Linked DNA regions of Homo sapiens: region 2 is linked to region 1. The links are chromatin contacts, found by Hi-C in ENCODE. All regions are on one chromosome and are shown on one strand. Each heading gives the region's core, a stretch centred on a gene start or an enhancer-like site at or near the end of the contact. The rest is flanking DNA. Distances are from core to core; before and after follow the strand shown. Region 1 holds the start of SMG9 (SMG9 nonsense mediated mRNA decay factor). Region 2 has its middle 7.0 kb from the start of CEACAM16.

Region 1 (3,701 bases), core at 641-3,140:
CAGTCATAATTTTGCTAGCCAGACAAGTGGCTTGTCTAGCTCCTCTCCTACTGTGCTACATGACCTCTCCCAGAGCCACAAGCCAGGCTGAAGACTGCTTTCCTAGACAGAGGAGGACAAGGGCCTGTTTACAGCTGCTTAGGGAAAATGACTCATTCCATACCGAAATGACTGCTTAGTCTGGGATGGAGATTCTCCCCAGAATCTGAGACTCCTCCCTCACTTGCAATTAAGTGTCTTTACACATTATTCTGAAATCTACCCAGTGCTTAAGTACTTGTCTTCATGCCTCAATTGGGATACTGCCCAGCCCTGAGGTTTCTGTTTACTGGCCTATGAGGATGCCCTTTCCTGTGCAAAGTAAGCGCCCCTGTGTGAATGCTTTTCTTTTTTTTTTTTTTTTTTTTTTGAGACGGTCTTGCTCTGTTGCCCAGGCTGGAGTGCAGTGGCACGATCTCAGCTGGCTGCGGCCTCTGCCTCCCGGGTTCAGGCAATTCTCCTGCCTCAGCCTCCCAAGTAGGTGGGATTACAGGTGCATACCACCAGGCCGGGCTAAGTTTTGCATTTTCAGTAGAGACGGGGTTTCGCCATGTTGGCCAGGCTGGTATCGAACTCCTGGCCTCAAGTGATTCGCCAGCCTCGGTCTCCCAAAGTGATCGGATTCCCCGGGTAAGCCACCGCACCTGGCCTCCCTGTGCCCTTTATTCTGGGAGCTTCCACAGTATCTGAATGTGGGGAGTTCCTTGGAACTTAAAAGCCCACCTAAACCAGGTGTGGAGGATACAGTGAGCCGAGATCGTGCCACTGCACTCCAGCCTGGGCGACAGAGCGAGACTCTTGTCTCAAAGAAAAAAAAAAAAAACCCCACCCACATGCAAGCTGGGGACTTCCAATGCTGTTTCCGGGCTCCTTTGGGGATTACCCCCAAACTTAGGAAAGCTGGTCTATTTAAGTGTCTGCTGATGGACTTCTAGGGTGACTTCCCGAAAATTAACAAATCGAATTTACATATTTTTGGGGAGTGTCTCCTCAGTATTTAGGCATCGCTTCACACACTCCCTTCGGGGATCTCCCAGAACCTCACTATTTGCAAATATTTGGGGAGACTCTCCCGATTCCTGAGTATGTAAGCCCACTTCGTGGGGCACTCCCCAGCCCAGAACTGTAGTCGATTTGCACATTTTCCTAAGGACTCCCTAGGATTTAAACTTCTCTCTACGGGGTTCTAGAAGGGAGCCTCCCCCGGATTTAGGCATTGCTTTACAAAGCTTCCCTCGGGGAACCCAACTCAAGTTTCTCGTTACACGTTATTGGGGCGGCCTCCCCAGTACTTGACGGGCAGTTTGCAGGCTGTACTTGGATCTCGCAGAGCATAAGTTTCTCATTTACACGTTATTTCCGTCCCCCGCCCCCATTCCTGCCAACCCAGTATCGAATTGACGGTCGCCGGCCCCCTACTCAGTGCCGCACCCCCGCCGGACGTCCCAGCGACCTTTCAATGGCCAAGGCGGGGGCGGGGCCTGCCGGAGCGCCCCGCCCGCCGCCGGTGCGCTAGCCTCGCGCGGGCTCGCGGCCCCCTTACCTAACGCGGCTGCTGATTGGTTCTCGGGGCGCGGTGTGCGCTCTCCCGTGACGGGAGTCGGGTGGGGGCGGGGAGGCTGACCCAAGCCACCCGCCTGCAAATGGCGTCTGGGGGCCAGGAACGTGGGAAGGAGAGAAAATGGGCACTCCCCACTCCGAAACCGGCCTCGGCGTCCGGGTTGCAGCCCCTAAGGAAAGCTGGGCCGAAGGAAGAAGAGGAGGAGGATGTAACGCGGGCCCGAGCTGAGATCAGTTCCCTCAGGCGACTCGTCCTGCGCATGCGCTGAGGGCTGGAGCTCGAGAACTGAATGCGCTCGCCGGGCTGAGCGTGCGTGGATGGAGGCGGTCGGCTTCAGCACGCATGCGGGTTCCGGAGCGGGAGGCGGGAGGACGCCGCGGCTCTGACTCAATGCGCGTGCGCGCGGTTGGGGGGTTGAGGGTGGGGAGATGAGTAGGGAAATGGATACGCCGAGGAGCCGGCAGGAGGGAGAGCGGCCCGGATCTGGGGTTCGAGTTGTGCCTCTTCGGTGATGTTGGCGGGATGCAGTGGGGTGGGACGACAGGGAGGAATTTCACTGTTCTGGGCTGAGTGCCAAGAACACATGAATGAATCAGACTTGGCGTGCGCCCTGGAAGACACCCCGGCCTGTGGAGAGACTGCCAGGGCCTCAAATCACTTAGGAAAGGGCGCGGGTCCGGTTGGACCTTGAAGGACAGGCAGGCGAGGGTACTCCAGGGAACAGCTAAGCAAAGGCGGCGAAGACCCCGGGGGAAGAGGTCTAGACTGGCTTGGATTCAGGGTCCACCTGGGTGGGAGGTGAGGCAGCAGAATGGGCAGGTCAGACCCTGAAGGGTCTCCAGTGTCAGTTTTATCCTTAAGGCCTGGGAGATGCAGAATAGTCTGAGACAGAACTATGTTTAAAACCCTCGAAGGCCGCGTTGGAGAAGGGAATCCGCTCCAGGGTCGAAAATTTAAACACACGTGGGCGGAGTCTTGCGCGCGCCAAAGAGGAACATTGGGCGACGGGCGCGGCCTGGAGAGCGCATGCGCATTCGGAAGGGTCGGCAGTTCCCCAGTGGGCAGAGTGGGTGGATGGGAAGGTTCTAGCTTTTTATTTGAAATTTTATTTATTTTTATTTTATTTATTTATTTAGAGACGGAGTCTCGCCCTGTCACCCAGGCTGGCGTGCAGTGGCGAGATCTCGGATCACTGCCGTCTCCACCTCCTGAAATTCAAGCGATTCTCCTGCCTCAGCCTCCCAAATAGCTGGGATTACAGGCGTCCACCACGCCTGGCTAATTTTTTGTATTTTTAGTAGAGACTGGGTTTTGCCATGTTGGCCAGGCTGGTCTCGAACTCCTGACCTCAAGTGATCCGCCCGCCTCGGCCTCCTAAAGTGCTAGGATGACAGGCGTGAGCCACCGTGGCTGGTCTAAAAAAAAGTTTTTTAAAATTATATTTGAACAGGTATTACATGTACATACACAATTCAAACCTCTCTGGCTGTATACAATAAAAGTAAGTTTCCACCTCTGGTTCCCATTTTCCTTTCCTAAAGCACTGGTTCCCGGTTTCCTTCTGGAGCTGCTGTTATAATAAAGCATTGGAGTTAAGAGCATGTGTTGAGTTCATATAAATAGCGGCTGAGCTTGACCAAGTGACTTAATACTCTCTACTTCTACGTCCCTGTTTGTGAATTGGGTGTGGTATAACCTTACTTACAACATTGCCGCCAGCATTAAATGGGTGAGAGTGCATAGAACAGTGCCTGTTGCCTAATGGTACTGTGTGTTGTCTCTGTGTATTATTTTGTGGTCTACCATGCTGATAGTTGTAGATTCTGAGCAGCCCTCTCCCCTCCAGGCCTCATCCCTACTGTCATTGTCCCAGTACCAGTACCAGGTGGAGCCACCTCTCCAGGCTGCCACAGGTAGAAACACCAGTCACCCAGAATGACTTGAGTCCACTGTTGATGGATTCTGGGGAAAGATTCTGGGTGTTTGATAAAGATACACATGACAGGCCATCTCTGTATTATGTCTATCAGTGTCCAATTTTACTTCTTCAGCTCAGGCCATATCTGAATTTCTCAACCCCAGATCACTCACGATTGCCAGT
Region 2 (3,701 bases), core at 731-3,230, 940 kb after region 1:
ATCACCAAACTCTGTTACATGAACTTGACTGGCATGAGAGAGGTGAAGATAAACCAGCCCAGCTCCTACTCTCAGGGAGCTTGAGGTCTAGTAGGGGAGATGACCTGGAACTCAATGTAATAATAATAATTAATAATAAACATTACCGAGCACTTATTATACGCCATGCACTATGCTAAGGGCTTTACATTTATTCACTGATATCCTCACAACGGTTCTGTGAGTGAAGTTATACCATTGAAAGTAATGGCAAAGCCAGGCGCAGTGGCTCACTCCTGTAATCCCAGCACTTTGGGAGGCCGAGGCGGGCAGATCACCTGAGGTCAGGAGTTCGAGACCAGCCTAACCAAGATGGAGAAACCCTGTCTCTACTAAAAATTAGCTGGGCATGGTGGTGCATGCCTGTAATCCCAGCTACTTGGGAGGCTGACGCAAGAAAATCGCTTGAACCCAGGAGGCGGAGGTTGCGGTGAGCTAAGATCGCGCCATTGCACTCCAGCCTGGGCAACAAGAGTGAAACTCTGTCTCAAAAAAAAAAGTAATGGCAAATTGGCTGGGCGCAATGGCTCACTCCTGTAATCTCAGCACTTTGGGAGACCGAGGCGGGCAAATCACAAGGTCAGGAGTTTGAGATCAGCCTGGCCAACATGGTGAAACCCATCTCTACTAAAAATACAAAAAATTAGCTGGGTGTGGTGGCAGGCGCCTGTAATCCTAGCTACTCAGGAGCCTGAGGCAGAAGAATCGCTTGAACCAGGGAGGCAGAGGTTGCAGTGAGCCGATATTGTGCCACTGCCCTCCAGCCTGTGGGACAGAGCAAGACTCCGTCTCAAAAAAAAAAAAAAAAGTAATGGCAAAAGCCACAATTACTTTTGCACCAACCTAGTACTGTGATTATCCCCATTTTACAGATGAGGAAACTGAGGTTAAGTAAGTGAAGCTGACCAGGCAAAGTGGCTTATGCTTTTAATCCCAGGACTTTAGGAGGCAAAGGCAGAAGGACCGCTTGAGCTCAGAAGTCCAAGATGAGCCTGGGTAACAGCGAGACCCAGTCTGCACACACAAAAAAATTTATTTATTTACTTTCATTTATTTATTTATTTATTTATTTTGAGATGGAGCCTCTCCCTGTCACCCAGGCTGGAGTGCGGTGGCACGATCTCGGCTCACTGCAACCTTTGCCTCCTGGGTTCAAGCGATTTCTGGCTTATTTTTGTATTTTTAGTAGAGACGGGGGTTTTACCACGTTGGCCACGCTGGTCTTGAACTCCTGACCTCAAGTGATCCACCCACCTCGGCCTCTCAAAGTGCTGGGATTACTGGCGTGAATTACCGCACTGGGCCAAAAATATTTAAAAATTAGCCAGGCGTGGTGGTGTGTGCCTGTGGTCCCAGCTACCTGGGAGACTGGGGTGGAAGGACTGCTTAACCCCAAGAGGTCAAGGCTGCGGTGAGCTGTGATTGTGCCACCACACTCCAGCCTGGGCGACAGAGCGAGACTCTGTCTCAAAAAAAAAAAAAAAAAGGTGAGGTCACCCAGGGTATCAGTGGACAAGCTGAGAACAAAACCAAAGTTTCTAACACCGAAAATTTGTCTTCTGCTCATCCCAGCCTGAAAGGAAGGTGAACCAAGATGCAATCCATGCCCATTCAAGTGGGGTCTGTGTGTCCAGGCAGAGGTGTCTGCCCTCTACAAAGGGCACAGGGGAGAGAGTGATGCTTAACCCAAAGGAGGTCTCGCTGATGGTGGAATTTCAGGCACCGTGTTTATGTTTGGCCTAATTAGCTTGAGACCAGTGTCCTTGACGGGAACTAAGACGCCCCCCACGCCCATCCCCGGCTCCCAGGCTCTCTCCACCCAAGTTCTGCCCACCAGGGCACACTGCTTCCCTCTGCCACCTCCTCTTCCCACGAGCCCTGGTACACCCTAGATTCTCAGGGCTGTGGCTCCTTGCTTTACAAATGAGTAAGTTGGTGGCAGGGAAGGAAGTGGGCTGGGCCATGACCAAGAGTCACTATGATTCACGGGGAAAACCCTGCCCTCCCGATTCAACTCTGTGTGCAAAAAGGTTTTGTGCGGGTTCCTAGGGTCTCAGGGTCAATGGATGTAGATAGACCACTAGAGGTATACACAGCCACTGTCCACCAACTCTCCCACCCCCCGGGTCTGCCTACAGCCCTGGATGGGGATCCTGTACCGGGGGGGCGGTTGGGGGGTTGGACAGGTGTGGGTTGAGGTGTTGTTTACATGTTGAACACACTGGGGTTCCAGGTAAGTTTCCGTCAGAAGAAAGCACTTCACTGCTGAGGCAGAAATTTCAAAATATTGAACCACTTTTCGATCCTGGCAGAAGGGAATTTTCCCAGGGTGATAAAAGTGTTCTAAAATTAGATTTGAGTGATGGCTGCCCAAAAGGAATTATGATATTATTCAAGAAATCATGGCTTTGCTGAACAACAGAAAACTCGAACACTGAGCATTTGAAGATATTAAGGAATTGTTGATTTTTATGTTCACTGTTTAGGTGAAATGATAGCATTGTGAGTGTGTTATTTTTAAATGAGTCCTTATCTTTTAAAGATACAGGCAGAAATAGCTATAAAATGATCTGATGGCTGGGATTTGCTTTCAAATAATACAGGAGAGGGCCGTGGGTGAGGAGAGGGAACCAGATTGCCTATGAGCTGAGTGATGGGTATGTGGTTGCGAGGGCAGACACCATTCTTCTCTCTGCTTTCGATGGGTGCGTAGAATTTCCCATAATAAAAAGTGGTTTTTAAATTGTTTTGACCATTGGCCTCGCGCGGTGGCTCACGCCTATAATCCCAGCACTTTGGGAGGCAGAGGCAGGCAGATCACTTGAGGGCAGGAGTTCGAGACCAGCCTGGGCAACCTGGTGAAACCCCATCTCTATTGAAAACACATAAAAATTACCCGAGTATAGTGGCATGCGCCTGTAATCCCAGCCACTCGAGAAGCTGAGGCAGGAGAATCGCTTGAACCCGGGAGGCAGAGGTTGCAGTGAGCTGAGGTCGTGCCACTGCACTCCAGCCTGGGCAACAGAGCGAGACTCCATCTCAAAAAAGAAAAAAAAAATTGTTTTAACCATTCTAAAGGAATGAGAAAAGAATTCTACAACTTTTGTTTTTTTGTTTTTTTTTTTGAGACAGAGTCTCACTCTGTCCCCCAGGCTGGAGTGCAGTAGCGTGATCACAACTTACTGCAGCTTCCATCTCCTGGGCTCAAGTGATCCTCCTGCCTCAGCCTCCAGAGTAGCTGGAATTACAGGCATGTGCCACCATACCTGGCTAATTTTTTTTTTTTTTTTTTTGAGATGAAGTTTCACTCTTGTTGCCCAGGCTGGAGTGCAATGGCGGGATCTTGGCTCACTGCAACCTCTGCCTCCTGGGTTCAAGCGATTCTCCTGCCTCAGCCTCCCCAGTCGCTGGGATTACAGGCATGCGCCACCATGCCCAGCTAATTTTGTATTTTTAGTAGAGACGGGGTTTCTCCATGTTGGTCAGGCTGGTCTCGAACTCCCGACCTCAGATGATCTGCCCGCCTCAGCCTCCCAAAGTGCTGGGATTATAGGTGTGAGCCACTGTGCCCAGCCTTTCTTTTTATTTTATTTTTAGTAGAGATGGGACTCACTATGTTGCCCTGGCTGGTCTGAAACTCCTGGGCTCAAGCAATCCTCACA

The links. A loop is a pair of places that touch in the nucleus more often than their neighbours do. Pooled maps may share reads with other maps.
Region 2: a pooled map shows a loop between it and region 1 (9-fold over the local background). The contact joins the enhancer-like site here to the promoter of SMG9 in region 1. A Hi-C loop is called at or near these places in 7 of 50 pooled maps.

What each region holds. Positions count from the first base shown.
Region 1 is chr19:43,753,072-43,756,772 of GRCh38, forward strand. SMG9 (SMG9 nonsense mediated mRNA decay factor) reads right to left here and starts at 1,891. Exons shown (of 14, transcript NM_019108.4): 1 at 1,583-1,891. RefSeq lists an enhancer at 822-1,081 and a silencer at 1,312-1,671.
Region 2 is chr19:44,690,276-44,693,976 of GRCh38, forward strand. No RefSeq gene overlaps it. Among named protein-coding and RNA genes, the nearest start is that of CEACAM16, 7.0 kb to the right of the region's middle. RefSeq lists an enhancer at 2,159-2,228. Within about 2 kb of position 1,981, at least 23 of the 41 ENCODE cell types and tissues checked have a DNase peak (open chromatin) inside an H3K27ac peak, as active enhancers do.